Linked DNA regions of Mus musculus: region 2 is linked to region 1. Evidence: chromatin loops called from intact Hi-C (ENCODE). Cell type or tissue: left cerebral cortex. All regions are shown on one strand. Each heading gives the region's core, and the rest is flanking DNA. Links, peaks and the distances in the headings are about the cores only.

Region 1 (8,344 bases), core at 121-8,120:
GACTGTCCTGGAATTCACTCTAGACCTTAAACTTAGAAATCTGCCTGCCTCTGCCTCTGCCTCCCAAGTGCTGGGATTAAAGGCATGCACCACCACTGCCCAGCGGGGGAAGAGATCTTAAGGAAGGTGGAAATGGGCTAATGGAGAACTTGTAATTGGAAAGCAGAGGAGGGACTCTTAGTCCTTACTGCTGTGAGCAGACACCATGACCAAGGCAGTCCTTGTAAGATCAACATTTAATTGTGGAATATCATCAAGGTGTAAACATGGCAGTGTCCAGGCAGGCATGACACAGGCAGAGCTGAGAGTTATATATCTTATCTGCTGTCCTCTAAGAGAAGACTGAATTCCAGGCAGCTAGGAAGTGGGTCTGATAGCCCACACCCACAGTGACACACCTACACCTACAGGGTCACACCTTCAAATAGTGCCACTCCCTGGGCTGAGCATATACAATCCATCACAGGGACTAACTGGGAGAGGGAAGAGAACTGCCTGCCGGGAGTCCGGAGGAGCAGGACACTAGGAAAGGGAATGAATGAGACCAAGTGTCATGGCATGACTGAGGGTGCTATGATGAAACCCACTGCTCTGTAGACAAACTTGAAACCCTTAATTTTGAAAAAAGAGAAAGAGAAGCTTGGTGTCAATGTGGGAATAAACCAGGATCCAGGCTTCTCAGAGCATTTTATATAGAAGCAGGTAGCCTTTTTATCTTTTTACTTAAGTTACTTATTGATTGTGACTTTTGTTTGTTTGGTTTCTGACAGAGTCGGAGCAAGCGGAAGGAAATGAGGGTCTGGGGGAAACTGAGAGCTCCCCGGGAGGCCAGGAGAGCGGTAGCGGTGTAAGCCAGGGAGAGACCACAGGGGGAGCGCAGGAGCAGATTCACAATCCGTAAATGCAAATTTAGCCTAATTTACCAAATTATTTTCTATATATACCTCATAGGAGTAGATTCTATATTTTGGGTTGTCACAAACTGATCATCTATAGACTGTAGCAAATTAGCTATCCCTCTTCTCACCCTTTCTAAAGTAAGTTCTGTGGGAACAATTTTCAAATGTAAGAGTCCGAGATTCTCTGCCGATTCTCAGATGATACTGAGATAAAATAATAAAAGAACTTTTGAGTTCTTTACAGAACAAAATGTAAACTGAGACAGTACGGGAAATGTGGGAGAACTCACTTTGGTATAATTTGATAAATGTAAGCTTGGGAGTTGAGGGGGGGGGCGTGGATCTTCCAGTTTAAGAAGTCTAGATAACCTGAGCGCCTATAGAACAGATTTAAAGTGTTTGGATGAGAAGGGGTTTATAATAAAGTGGTAATGATGATACCTGAAGTCCATTATCATATGTGCCAGACAGTCCTTTACAGGTATCAGTTTATCCTTATGTATGGCTCTAGGAGGTGGGTCATGTCAACCCATTTTATAAATGACAAAACCTGCTTATGCCAAAAGGCCAAAAGTAATATAGTAATTTATGGTTGAACCATTAGAACCTAGGCAATGGGGTTATCGTCACGTATGTATTGAAATACTCCATACTGCCTTTTAGGATTAGTTGTATAAAGTTGCTGGTTACCCACCAACCTCAGCCATGAGCTGATTTTGTCCAACAGTCCGTGACTTCAGAGTATTCGCTCTTCTATATTCTTTTACAAAATGGCTTCACTTAAGAGTATCAGGCAGTGTTTACCTTCTTTTCACATTTCTGTAGTTCTCTATATTTAAAGTACTAAATTCAGAAAAATAAAACAAAAATAACTCCTGTTCTCTTAGGTCAGGATTCCAGGACAAATGAATGCCCTTTGGTAGTCTTGTTTTTATTTGTGGTAGAAAGAAGCAGCTAGTTGTAACTTAGCCACACTGCTGAGCAAATGCAGCAGTCTGGCATTCATAGGTCATTTCTGCAAATTCCTTTCCACACTTCTCCAGCTGAGCAGTGTGGTATCCATGTGCTCGGTTGTAGCTAGTCTGTAATCCTGTCCCCGTTTATTTTACCACTCTGGGAGCCATAGATAAGCTACTACAGTGAGCATTCCTCCTCCCAGTGTCTGCTTCATAAGTGCCTATAAGTTTTGGGAAGCTAATATACAATACCGTCCCAGAGTCAGTCATTGTCCAAAGACTGTAGACAAGAGTTTTGAATGGGTTAGCTTTCCTATTGGATAATAGTGCCACAGGCTGCATGGCTGACAACTTTTACATTTTAGTATCTTCAAATTTAATATCTTTAAATTTTAATTATCTCCAAAAGTTTTAAATCAGATTTTACTATTCCGTTTTTGAACTTGTCTAGAATACATTTTTTTTTTTAATCATAAAGTACTAACAGAAAATTGAAGGACTGACTGGAAATAGCAGTATTACGCTCATGTGGCACTCTATAGGAATGCTCAGAGTAGGCCAGGAAGAGTGGCACACACCTGTAGTCTCAGCATTTGGAAGACCAAAACAGGAAGATCGCAGAGTCGTACCAGTTGGGGCTCTGCTAGAGTGAGGGAAGAGACAGAACGGGAGTAGGATTGCCCATAGCTTAGGAGTCTTCTAATTAACATGCCGTGTCTTCACTTAGCAGAATTGCAGGCATTAGCAGACAGGAGGGAGGCTGGACAGAAATGTGAAGTCTGGTGAGAGGGCTGGCAGGAGGGTAGGAACATAGAAATCTTCCTGGGCTCTATAGACTTGACCAGATGAACTGTGTGGGGCCCTTTCCCCCAGAGCAAGACAATGCCATTTACAGGAAGTGTTGTTTATGCTAGAAGCACAATCAGGTGAGATAAGTAAGACAGCGCTGGTATTCGAGTGATGCTCAGTTCTCTGTTCTTGATAGATTTCACTGTGAAAGCTCGCTCTTCCTCACCCATTCCCCTAGTGAACTGCAAGGTAAATGTGACTTAAGAGTGGAGGTTGTCTGGCTTTTGCTTGTACTGATAATGGGGATGAAATAAGTATTTTAACAGTAAGAGTTTATATTCCCTTAAGCCAGCCTTCCCTGCATTAAATGCCTTCCACTAATTTAACTTGAAGGGAATAGCCTCCTTTTCTTAACTGTGGTATCTTTTGTGAGTGGAAAGGCTTTGTCTTAACTGTCTAGAATTAAACCTGAGCAGTGAAGAAAACACACAGTAATGACCCAGCATCTGTTCAGACCCAGCAGAGACGTTTCACTGTCATGTTTTCTTCACCAGCTGGACTACAAGCAACAACAAAGCATTCTGGATTCCCTGTGAGGATGGATAATGCTGTGCCAATTGTACCCCAGGCGCCTGCTGCTCAGCCGCTGCAGATCCAGTCAGGAGTACTCACACAGGTAAAAGCCGGAGCAGCACTATTGAGAAACAAATATTTTGTCCTGAAAAAAAAAAAAAAAGTGGTATTTGCTTTGACTATAAGATCTTTCTTGCTCATGATTCAGACGTCTTAAAATGAAATATCTCTAAGAAAGCAGAATATTTATTCCTGTCCTTTACAACTCTCCCATTGTCTCTTTAGACTTGTAGAGATGGCGCTCTGTACATTGAGAAATGTCATGAGAGTACAGAGTTTTCCAGATGATCGAGAAACTGAGGTCATAGACAAAATCATGAAGGATGTGTATAGTATACAACATTACACTTTGAATTCCATGTGTAAATGTTTGTGCTCCACAACAAACCAGAAATTCTGAAATCCAAAAACTTATTTTGTGAGTAGAAGGAAGATTTCTTCATAAGTGAAATGCCTGTGTTCTATAGGATGTTCTGAATCTGGTTCAAGACCTAGACCTATAGCTTATACCTAAGATTCCTATATCTCTTTTTACCTGATATCATTGACTTTTGGCGTAGTGGGCTAAAGCCACTCACGGCTGAAAAGGAAAGGTTGTGTTTGGCATGTGCGTTTAGGTGGTAGGAAATTAGCTCATTGTCAGTTATAACTTGGGGGGATGCAAACCCGTCTGAACCCAGATAACCTGCCTCGGTGTTCATTCACTCACCTGCCTGATCTACATTTCAGGGAAGCTGTACACCACTAATGGTAGCAACTCTCCACCCTCAAGTAGCCACCATCACGCCGCAGTATGCGGTGCCCTTTACCCTGAGCTGCGCAGCAGGCCGGCCGGCGCTGGTTGAACAGACTGCTGCTGTACTGGTAATTCCCTCACTTGATTGTGTTACTAACGGAGTTTCTTTGGTTTCTTTCTTTTTTTATTTTTTCCTGTTTGTTTTTGTTCTGTTCTTCTGGTTTTCTCATTCAAAAAACAAAACCAAAAAACCTAGCTTAGTCTTTGCAGAGGGCATGGAAGCATGTGCCATCTTGTGGCTGTGTCCTTGCTACATCTTTAATGTCTCATTGTTTCCTCCCCAACATTTGCTGAAGCACTGTTTGACTCTGAGGATCTGTGAGGTTCTTCTTTGCAAGCCTGGTGTGGTTAAAGCTCTCTGTGTAGCCGCAGGCAAGCTTCAGCACTCCACCTGTTTTCTACCCTCTCTTACCCTGGTCTTATGAGATGGGAGCAAATGAACAGCCTTCCATGTGGCCCTGCCACAGGAATCCAGATGCCAAAACTTGAACTCCCTGTCAAGCTAGCTGCTCCTTTTTGTTATTGTAATCTCCTAATACTTTCGTGTGTATGGAAATGTTTAAAATGGCCTTAACGTATGGCTTTCTCATCCCGTGAACTTCCTTCTGTGACTGTCTGAAGATAGTGCTTTTGCCATTCATGATCAGTGGCACCTTTCATCTTCCATGTAAGGGTGTTCCCATTAAATACACTTAGAGCATTCTGCTCATCAGAAATTAAAAGTGGACCTATTTGTAGGGATTGTTCTGACAAATTATGTTACAAATAAATTGCAGTACAAAGATGGAAATATGGCTGACAAACTTGCAAGCACAGTATCTTTGTTTAGAAGTCCCAAGGAGAGAGTCAGCTCAGATAGCTGAGTGGTGGGTGTGTCCAGCTCAGAGATGGAAACAAGACAGCTGGCTTTGCAGTGTATTCTAGGATTTGTAACCTCCAGAGTGATTTAGGCTGTGTTTTGTTTTGGTTTATTTTGGTGAATTAGAATTATCTCAAATCCAGCATTTCATTATTTGACATTTAAAATTAGGTAAGCCCCTGCAAACCTAAATGATACTTTTGAATCTCCTGGTATTTATCTTTCGCAGTGGATTTAAATTTCTGTTACCTCTCAAGTGTTCATGAATGGAAACGCTTTCTGAAACATACTTGCATGGAGCTTGTTTGGTTTGCAGTTGTGTCACCTGTGGGTTGTTTCTCATAAGCATCAAACCTGAGTGCCAGGGAGTCAGACACAATTCCAGCCCACCTTTTAATTTGCTCACTTATAATAGTTTTGAGATTGGAAATGTCAGTTGACCTTTCACCTTTGCTGCTCTTCTTAAGTTTGCTCTAGCCATTTGTTAAGCTTTGCATATTTTTGTTCTTCCTCTGTCAAAACAGTTCGTCGCTTGGAACGCCAGATTTCTGCCTCCCATTGGAATGTTATTTCTTGCTCTGTATTAAACTACACGCTTTGTCTTGCGCAGGTGTTGGCTTATGGAAAGACGCATGGTGTGACTTAACATCTCTTATTTTCTGTTCTGTTCTGTTTTGTTTTAAATTCTGCCTATGGTAGCAGACGTGTTTGCAGTTTCTCTGCTCAGAAGGCTTCTTGTTTGGAACCAGTATTTGTAACAAGTGGATCTGTTACTTGCAGAAATATTTTTGAAACTGTTTTGATGGGCTTGCAATTTGAAATTCATGAAACAGAGCCATATGGTACCCTAGTAGGTGAATTGCACCACGGAACTCAGATTTAAAAAGGAAACTTGCTGTTATATGTGTTTTCAGAAAGTGCCAGTTTCTATATGAAGTACAGAAAATGAATTTTTTACTCAGTCTATCCTAAGCACCATCATTGTCTCTTAAAAACTAGAAGTACTCTATTTTCCTATAGTGATTAGTTTGGTGTTAAAATTCTACTAATGATACATAAAACATATGTTTTGAGCAACCTTTAAAAACAATGTGGTGCTTTAAAAATTATTTAGAAAAATTTTTGTTCATTGACTTAATTTTTAATTCTATCATATAGCTAAAAGTAATGTTTTTAGCTGTCTTTTGCTGATATCAGCTTATTTACCAAAGCATTTAGTATTTGGTCATCCATGTCTGCTATATTTTATTGGTTGAATTGATCTGTTGTCTTACCTGATTGGCATTCAAATTTTAGAATTTCTGTTTTCTAAGCCAGTCTTCATTGGCTTTTGTGAAAAGAATATTATTTCACTAGGGTTTCCTTGAGCCTCCAGGTTCCTTTTCTTGACAGCACAGAGACCCATACCTGCAGGGACCTTTGTTTCTTAGTACCCTGCTTGCGGGTCAGGTTCTGCTGGTCGCCAAAGCATGCCAGCAGCCCCTTTCCCTTTCACTGCTCTGGCAGCCACCAGTAAGCCCTCTGCATTGCCTCTCTCTCTTTTTTAATCTCTGCAAGTTAACAATCTACAAACATTTTTTTTTTAAGATACAACTTTTTCTTTCATCTGAAAAACAAAATAAAAAGCTACGAATGAGTCAAGTCTGGATCTTTTATGTGTTTCCTTGCAGCAAGCCTGGCCTGGAGGAACCCAACAAATTCTCCTGCCTTCAGCCTGGCAGCAGCTGCCCGGGGTAGCTCTGCACAACTCTGTCCAGCCTGCTGCAGTGATTCCAGAGGCCATGGGGAGCAGCCAACAGCTAGCTGACTGGAGGCAAGCACAAGCTACCCGCCCTCTCCCTCTGCACATGAGTGGTGGGAGCCTAGAAAGGAGGAGTACTTGGTATGAAGAGGCTAGGAAGAAAGGAAATTTATTATGTTTGAAGGCCTTTGAGAAAATGAATCATCATTCTAGAAAAAGAGTCATAAGAAAAATAGCAGATATTTTTGAAATATAAGGTTCTGTGATCAGGAATCATGAACTTCATATGTAAACAGGCCTTACCTGATTGGAAAGGACACAGTGAGATCTTAAAGCCTTACAATCCCAGCGCCTGACTGTAAAAAGTAAAACATAGCGGTGGTTAAATGGCTTTAATACCCATTTGGTCCAGCATGTTAGTGGTTCAGGGAGTCACTCTTCTGTTTCTTTATGTTGGTACAGGAATGCCCACTCTCATGGCAACCAGTACAGCACTATTATGCAGCAGCCATCTTTGCTGACCAACCATGTGACCTTGGCCACTGCTCAGCCTCTGAATGTTGGTGTTGCCCATGTTGTCAGACAACAACAGTCTAGTTCCCTCCCTTCAAAGAAGAATAAGCAGTCTGCTCCAGTTTCATCCAAGTAAGTCTATGTTAGGTCCTGCGCTTAACATGGAGAGTTACGTGGTCTGGCATTGGTTGTCATAGTATAGGTATTTTAGTATGAAGTAGCAAGTACCTGCCAAGTTGAGCATGAGCTGATCTTTTCATTTGGGCCGCGTGTTCTCGATATAATCATCTTTTGTGTCTCCTGTCACTTTAGGTCCAGGCCACTTTTATAATGTTTTAATTTTTGTTGTATTTACTATTTGTGTGATGTGAAGTAAAGTGAGTGATTTTTGTGTGGTTGTGTGTGTGTGTGTGTGTGTGTGTGTGTGTGTATGTGTGTGTGTGTGGTGAATATGCCTTGGCAGATATATGTAGGTCAGAGGGCAATGTCCAAGAGTCAGTTCTCTCCTACCATATTAGTCCCTGGGATTGAACTCAGGCTATCAGGTTAGGGTGGGAAGCACTGAGCCTTCTGGCTAGAAATGTTTTCATTTTCCTTCCTACTTTTTATAGAGTAAAACGTAACCTGGGGACAGAGGTGCATAAACATACAAATTTTTATCTTTGGAAATATGTTCTTATTGGAATAGTAGCCAGAATCATTAGGTTTTTTATTAGAACTTTTATAGTTAAATGTATTATTGATTAGGTAAAGAAGAACCAGAAAGCAATTAGAAAGTCAGAGGAAGGGATGTGCAGTCGGAATGGTGGGCCAAGGCCTGCTAGTCTTAACTTGTGAACTTTCCCACAGATCCTCTCTGGAAGTCCTGCCTTCTCAAGTTTATTCTCTGGTTGGGAGTAGTCCTCTTCGTACCACATCTTCTTATAATTCCCTAGTTCCTGTCCAAGACCAGCATCAGCCAATCATCATTCCAGATACCCCCAGCCCTCCTGTGAGTGTCATCACTATCCGTAGTGACACTGATGAAGAAGAGGACAACAAATACAAGCCCAATAGGTAAGCTAGGCAAAAGGTTGTCAGGCGTTGTCTGCCTTTGTTAACATCAGCAGACCTTTAGTCATTGACTGATAGCTGTATTCAAGGGCAATTTTGACTGAC
Region 2 (8,344 bases), core at 119-8,118, 130 kb before region 1:
ATAAGTATATTAGCAGCACAAACTAGAGTTGGTGGGTTGCTTTTTAAAGAATAGGACATGAAGTTAGGAAGGGGTAGAGAGATGGGCAGTAGTTCTGGGAAGAATTAGGGAGAAAAGTCAGGGTAAAATGATCAAAACATTTTTAATACATTCTTAAAGAATTAATAAAATGTAGTGTTAAGTATAAATCAATGTTTATTTAGCTTGCATGAGTTGATATAAACTAAATGACATATTTATTTTATAAAGAAAGATCCCAAATGAACAGCATAACTTTACATTTTAAGGAACTAGGTGCAGGGTGGAGGGGGGTGGACTAAAATCAATCTCAAACTTAGCAACAACCAGAAAATATTAATGATTAAAGCAGAGATAAGAGCTGGGCAGTGGTGGTGCACACCTTTGATCCCAGCACTTGGGAGGCAGAGGCAGGTAAATTTCTGAGTTGGAGGCCAGCCTGGGCTACACAGTGAGTTCCAGGACAGCCAGGGCTACACAGAGAAACCCTGTCTTGAAAAAAACCAAATAAATAAATAAAGCAGAGACAAATGAAGTAGAGAAAAGGAAAAATGGATAAGGTGAACAAAACTGATTAGACTTTAGCTACACTAAGGGAAAAAAATTCAAATTATAAATCAAAGGTAAAAATGTAGGAACTGGATAAGTAGTATTTTGGTAAGCACTTAAGCTCAATTCCCAGAATAGGCAAATAATAAACAAACAAACTTGGCAGGGTATAACACACCTGAAATCCCAGTACTAGAGAGCTGGAGACAGGACCCCTGGGGCTTCCTGGTAGCTAGCCTAGCATACTCAGTAACCTGAGGCCCAATGAGAGACTCTGTCTCAAAACAAGGTTTATGGCTTACTGAGGAGTGACACCTGAAGTTGACCTCTGACCTTCACAAGCCTACATGTGCTCACACACATTAACACACTCACACATCTACATATGCTCCTTCACACACAAGATGACAATGTGGAAATTACTAATGATCTGTTAAAATACTATAAACAACTGCATGGAATTACCACATATAGTACATACTAACAAATTGGATAACCTAGATAGAATGGTTCAGATCTTGGAGATACTTACCATATAAAAACTGGCTAAGGAGCAAATAATAAATCTAAGTAGAAATTAACTAGTAAGGCAATTGAATCAATAATGGAAACTAAAGAGTTCCTCCCCGGGTTCAATCCCCAGGACTGAGGTGGAAGGCAGATAGATAATTGTTGGCAAGCAACAGTTCAATGTTAGTAAGAATATAGGAAAACAGCACATGTATATACAGTTGGTGGAAGAATGAACTAGTATAGGTATTATGAAAAATCAAAGTGGTCCCTCAAAAAGTGAAAAACAGAACTACCATATAATTTTTCAGGATTTGTTTATTATAGGGAAGATGAAATTAATGGAGTGTGTTTATGTTTATTGTGGCATTATTCACACTGAACAAATTATGGAGTCAACCTAGGTATCCATCCATAGATGAGTAGATAGAGAAAATGTGGCATGTAGTCACAATGGAATATTATTACCCCCTTTAAAAAGAAGGAAATAATGGCCTGTGAGAGGGCCCGTGTTTAGACCCCCAGAAAGCTCATAAAAACTAAATATGATGGACCTATAACCCCAGTACTGAAGATGAGAACAGGTAGATATATCCAGGGGAGAGAGGGCTTGCTGGCTAGCCAGTCTAATAAAAAATAAAGAGTTGTAATTTCAGTGAGACACTCGTCTCAGAAACATAAGGTGGGAAAGCAATTGAGGAAGACATCTGATGTTAACCTCTAGCCCCTATGTGTATCTGCAGTGGTGAGCACACATGCACAAGTGCAGACTTATTACACATATACACATACACAGTGCTAGGTGCAGTCACACACACACACACACACACACACACACACACACACATGCACAGTGCCCAGCATGGTAATATAGGCTTATAATTTCAGCTTAGGAGGCTCAGTTCAAGGCCAGTCTGGACAACTTAACAAAACCCTGTCTCAAAACTTAGAGGTTGAAAAACAGAGCTTGTGATACATCTCAGTGCTAAAGCAGTTATCTGGCACTCACTCCCAGGCTCTATGTTCGATTCAGAGTATCATTCAAAAGTGATATTTTGTTACTCTTGACAACTTAGATGAACCTGGAGGACATTGCTCTGCGTTAAATAAGCTAAACACACAAAGGCAGAGTAGAGTGCTAGTGATCAGGGAGTAAGACAGAAATTTTGAGACAGTGTTGATCAACAGACACGAAATTTCAGCTAGATAAAAGGATTAAATTCAGGAGTTTTACTATAGAATACAATGACCACAGATAATAATGATGTATTATGTATTAATAAACTATATAGAATATAGATCTTAAGTTATAAGTAAATAAAATAATGAATAGGTTAATCATCTTGGTTTAGTCAGTCCACATGTATACATACCTTAAAACATCATAATGTGCTATATATATTGGTTTTACAGACAGGGTCTTTCTGAGTAGCCCTGACTGTCCTGGCACTCACTCTGTAGACCAGGCTGGCATTGAACTCACAAAATATTAAAATTGGCTTTGTTTTGATTTTTGTTCTTAGAGGCAGGGTCTGACATTCCAATTCAGCTGTGACTATACATAAATCTGGCAAATAATCTGAGAGCCTTTAACCAAAAACATATGGGTAAAAAAAAAAATATATATATATATATACACACACACATATATACACACACATATACATATAATTTAAACATTACCTCTCTTCCAAGGTGATTATCAGAGATAACATCCATGTGCCTCTTAAACAGCTCTAACACAGCACTGTAGACCAGTTCGTACTGTTCCTGGAGAGTATCACAAGCCAGCAGGCAAATGAAGAAAATCAGAACATCAGGTGAGTTACAGAAGCTTATTTCAAAGTGGAAACATCCATCACTAACAACATCCATCTATCACTAAACCCAGGAACGGTGGCTTATGTGTGTGGCCTATGGCGGATGTGTCCATACTGTTAGGCTATGAGGAACACTTATTCTACATCAACTGTGGCTAACACACAAGGATTTTATGGCATGCTTCTTTCCTATGCGAACTCTACTTTTTAACTTATCTTTAACCTCTCTGTTTTCTTTGCTAGCATTTTTTATTGTGTATGTTATCCTAGGTGCATTTTTTTGTAAGTCACCTCTATTTAGGAAAAAATTATCAAGTAGCGGTTAGTATATGAATTGATAGCTTCAATATGTATTCTCTAACTTGGCCTTCACAATTGCTCGATGAAGTAGGAAGGCTATTATACCTGCTTACATTTAGTTTGTCCAAGGCCATTCAGAAGTACTTCCTGGCATGTGGCTTAAAAAACAGAATTGTCTGACTTAGTTTAGTGTATTCAGATCAAGTTTCTGAAACTGTGTAGCAGCAAAGATACAAAAGAAAGGTAAACCACTGGATAAAGGTTGGAAATGAGCGGCTATAGTGATTCAATGCAGAGAAGTGGGACGCCTACTCTTACCATGTGCTACAAGGCTTATGGCTTTTTTACGTCACTTTGGCCTTTCCTTTTCCTAAAGCACTTCCTCAGAAACTTTACAACCCTACTTAAATAAAGCACATTTCAAAGATATTTTTAGCAAGAGAACAATGCAGCGTCTATATCACCCAGCGGAGTGTTGGAATGCTATTATTATTTTTTTAAAGACAGAAAAAGTAGCCAACCACTGTCATTTGCTCCCAGAATTCCAGCACTCAGGAAGCTAAGGCAGGAGGATTGCTGCAACTTCAAGGCCAGCCTAGTCCTCAGTGGTGAATTCTAAGCCAGATGGGGGTACGAAAGTCAGACCTCGTCAGAGAGAGAAAGAGAGGGGGAGACAGAGAGAGACAGAGAGAAACAGAGACAAAGTCTATGAATGAGAATGGGACTCAAACAGGAAGCACCATCTGGCTAGACTGCCATTTTGCAGTGTTGGAATAATCAGCTACAACCATTAGGTTCGTTTAACTAGTCATTAACAATGCTAGATATGAAAGTTTCTCCAGTTACTTTTGAATTCCTAAAACTAGGCCAGAGAGAGATGGGATTTTCTGAAACGGAGTATTGCCTGTAAATTTAATGTTGAAGTCCTATAACAAGGCTGGGTGCTTATTGCCGTGTCTGTGTATTTATAAACTCTGCCTTCCTTCCAAGCCAGCTAAGGCTTCCACTTCACATAAACTTTCCCCTCATAGGTTGAATATAGAAAACACCTACAGACAGCATATGAAAAATTATTTTTTCCATAACCTATTCATGGAAAACCTGTGTGGGCCAAACAGATGCTTTTGTATTAACAGCTCTTCAGTTTCCCCTTCATTCACAACTTGAACATTAAAACATCTAAACTGCCACTGTGAACTGCTTTATCTCTAAAGTTATATGCAAATTCCTTTATAAGGGACTTGAAGCACTTCAGGATCTCCCTACTTAGTATAACTCCTAGAAAAAAATACACAAAATGCCTTGCACATAATAAATATCAATGAAAGACTGAGTGAACGAGTGACTAAATTAAGTTCCATCTTAAAGATGTATAAATGTATACATTTGAGGGAAATTACTGATGTATAAATATGTATGAAACTAAGACTATAGCCAATGAGAGATTTGGGCTTAGAAGAAAAAGGAAGAATATTCCTAGTGCAGTCAACCTGCGTGGTCAATCTAGGGTGGGTTCAAAGTGGTATGACATAATGCCGGCTCGTTGTAGTTCTGGTTTTAGAGCGTGCCTGTAGACAAGGGAACTGCAGGGAAATGGTAGCAGTAGTGACCTCCATATGAGGCATATGCTTGTCCTGACTTCAGTTTTCATTGCTTCCTAACAGAAATTAAATCACCTCTTGAAGTAGAAATGACGGATCCCTGATTTTCTCTGGCTTCAGAGAAGGATTTGTAACTACAAATTTTCCAGTTACCTTACGATATTAGCTAGTTCTTTTTAATGAGTCAAATTCATTGGATTTTTTTTGTTGTTGTTCAATTTCCTTTGTAAGCAAGAAAAAGTATTATAGATGGTAAACTGTGAGGAATGAAAATAATCTGACCCAGGCCAAGGGCTACAGGAAACACTGGGATACTCAGAGAAAAATGCACAGTAGAGTGGCCTTGCTCACGTGTACTCTGCGGCTTTCGAAGGTCCCACCATAAACACAGACACCCAGCAAGGCTCAGACACTCATTGTCATCCACTCACCACAGTCCGTACCTGAGTTTGAACTAGCGAAGGCCTCTGTGTTCGCATCTCCTGAATCAAATTAAAAACACTGAAGTTCTTAGGAATTATCTGTCAAACCAAAGAGAAAAAATTTTTTTATCTTTTTGCTAACAAATCATGCCGCTTTCTCCTAGTCTTGTGCTCCTAGGATACCCACTCTTCTCATATAGAATAACACCAAGAAAAAATGTGTCCCCCTCTCTCCTTCCCTCCATGTATGTCTTTCTTTCTGACAGCAGTTCACATAGACCAAGCTAGCGTTAAACTTGGATGACTTTCAATTTGCTCCACCTACCAAGTGCTAGGATTACAGGCATCACCATTCGCATTTTCCAGATTTACATAGACAGATCAAACGTGGTAAATTGTTATCTAACCATTTTATCAACTGAACTATATTCCTAGCCCCAAGAATGCACTTCAAAATGTGTTTTATTTTATGTGTATGAATGTTTGCATATATATGCACGACTTTAGTGCCTGGTACCCACAAAGGGTAGAAGAGGGCATTAGATCCCTTGTACCCAGAGTTATTGATGATTGTAAACTGATATGAGGGTGCTGGGAACCAATGTCTGCAAGGGCAACAAGTGCCCTTGGAGCTGAGCTATGGCTCAGAGGTTAAGAATGCATTTTGAAAACCAATACAGTTATTTATCATTTTTGCCATGATTCGGAGCAGTGGTTCTCAACCTTCCTGACCCTTTAATACAGTTCCTCATGTGTGGTGACCCCCAACCACAAAGTTGCTACTTCATAACTACTGTAATTTTTCTATTATAAATTATAATATCTGGTTTTCTTAGGTTTTAAGTGATCCCTGTGAAAGGGTCATAAGACACTCGCCCCCCTCAGAGGTCCTGACCTGGCACAGGCTGAGAACTACTGATTTAGAAGCTGGTATTGTCTCTAGAAAAGGCTGATTGGTGTAATTCAGAACGATTTTACACAGGGTGATCAACTGTCTATACCACAAAGATAAGACTCAATAGATAAGTCATCTGAGGTTTTATAAAATAAAATAATTTAGAAAATCTAAAGCCCATATTTTAAACTTCTCATTTCCTAACAGATATTAAAAACTGATTTCTAGGGACGGGAGAGCACTGGCAGGTCCAGAGAACCCAGGTTCCATTTCTAACACTCACTTGGCAGCCTGTCTATAACTATAGTTCCAAGGGATCTGATGTCCTCTGCTGGCCTCTGTAGGCACTAAGCACACAAGAGTCATATAGACATACAGGCACATAAAATATCTAGACACATAAAAATGTGTTGTGCCTTTAATCACAGCACTTGGGAGGCAGAGGTAGGAGATGATATATATATATATATATATATATATATATATATATATATATGTGTGTGTGTGTGTGTGTATAGAGAGAGAGGGGGGGGGAAGAGAGAGGAAGAGAGAGAGAACGCGAGCGTTAGGGAGATGACTCAGTTGGTAAAGGGCCTGCTATGCAAGCACGAAGACCTGAGTTCAGAGCCCCAGCACTTACATAAAAGCCAGACAAGTCTGAATGTCTGAAACCCCAGTACTTAGAGAGACAAGTGCAACCCTGGAGCTCGCTGGCCAGCTAGCCTATCTGAATCAAGATTCAGTAGAGTCCCTGTCTCAAAAAATAAAATGGAAGACAATTGAGGGAGACCCCAGTATGGATCTCTGTCCTCCACGTGCACACCCACTGATATATACATATCCACCCTACACACACATACATGCACACAGCAGTGCAAACACACACACACACACATGCGCACACACACACTGATTTCAAGACAATAGCACAAACTTGATTTTGGTAAGTTAAATCCATCTGCTAGAGCAATTTGGATAAAGGAAGGGGAAACACGCAATTCATGGCAATAGTTCTCAAATGTTAGCATTTCCCAGAGTCACCCAGAGGGCTCGCTGGCTCACAACCCCTAAACTTTCTAGATTCATCGGTAGGCCAGAATTTTTATTTATATTTCTAACACATTCTCAGATAACCTTGGCCCTAGAGAATCACACTTTGTCATGTGTGGATCAAACATGTGGCCTTCTGCCACAAGGCAAGTACACTAATATTGAGCTATATGCCTCCCCCCTGGAACCACACTTTAGGAAGCACCAACTGAGGACCTAATTCAATTATATGACAGAGGAGATTTACAAGTGACCCACTTCATACGAAAAGATGAGTGGTGAAGATGCTCTGAAAAGTGGAACTTCTGCAGCCCAGATGCATGCAGTAAGAAAACAGGAAGTGTTTGCTGGGAAACTCACCCCATCTTTCAGCAGCATCCATGTATAATCAACAGCACAAATGACACCTGTCCTTCCGCAGCCGGCACTGAAACGGAAGATCACATAGCATGGGCACTTGCTGGCAGAGATAACGGACAATGGCTGGGAAATTCCATAGCAGATTTGAGGAGGGAGAAAATGAACCTTCAAATCCCACCATGTCCCAGAACATGTTTTGTCATGCCACAGTGGACCTCAGACACGTCTTGGCAGCTTTTCACAAGAATTCCCAGAACCAATGCTCATAAGTAACTTAAGAGAAAGTTTAGGTCCAGCAAATGTCTCAGTGAGTAATAACTCTTGATGTATTCACCTAAAGATCCAAGTTCAAACCCCAGAGCCCACACGGTGGAAGGAAACGATCTCCCCAAAGTTTGTCTGTGTCTCCACATGTAAGTTGTGACTCATACACATGGGTGCACATATGTGCATATAAACACACAATAATAATGAAAGATATTAGTTTAATGTACCAGTTGGATTTATAATAGATTGTTCCAACTACCGACTTTCTCTCTGAATTACATCCTAGCCAGACCCTCATTTGTTTCTGTTGTTGTGGCTGTTGTTGTTGTTCTTGTTCCCTGTAGAAGGTTCAGCCACAGCATCTTACCTGCAGTGAATGCATATAGGAACACAGTCATCTTCTTGGTAACAACGCATATCCCAGATGAGCTGAAGAATAGGGTCTATAGATGAAGGCACATCATGGTCTGGCCAATTCTTATAATGAAACTGGTAAATAATTCGAGTTTCCTATTAAAAAAAAAACAGAATAAGAGAAGAATTTGAGGATCC

Evidence for each region. Peaks named below come from ENCODE experiments on the same cell type or tissue, not always from the same donor. Only the 100,000 strongest peaks of a DNase experiment are listed, where the experiment ranks them.
Region 2: it touches region 1 in a loop (3-fold over the local background); 5 of 42 quality-filtered maps call a loop at or near these places.

Annotation. Positions count from the first base shown.
Region 1 is chr3:103,749,177-103,757,520 of GRCm38, reverse strand. Hipk1 (homeodomain interacting protein kinase 1) reads left to right here. Exons shown (of 16, transcript NM_010432.2): 9 at 3,199-3,320; 10 at 4,007-4,141; 11 at 6,603-6,745; 12 at 7,136-7,318; 13 at 8,036-8,242. Among named protein-coding and RNA genes, the nearest start is that of Olfml3, 15 kb to the right of the region's middle. In left cerebral cortex, for the core only: a CTCF peak has its summit at 4,307 (motif pointing left); a DNase peak (open chromatin) is centred at 5,738.
Region 2 is chr3:103,876,553-103,884,896 of GRCm38, reverse strand. Ptpn22 (protein tyrosine phosphatase, non-receptor type 22 (lymphoid)) reads right to left here. Exons shown (of 21, transcript NM_008979.2): 8 at 8,160-8,302; 9 at 7,526-7,592; 10 at 5,242-5,319; 11 at 2,761-2,847. Among named protein-coding and RNA genes, the nearest start is that of Ptpn22, 20 kb to the right of the region's middle. In left cerebral cortex, for the core only: no CTCF peak of the experiment used is centred there; a DNase peak (open chromatin) is centred at 4,226.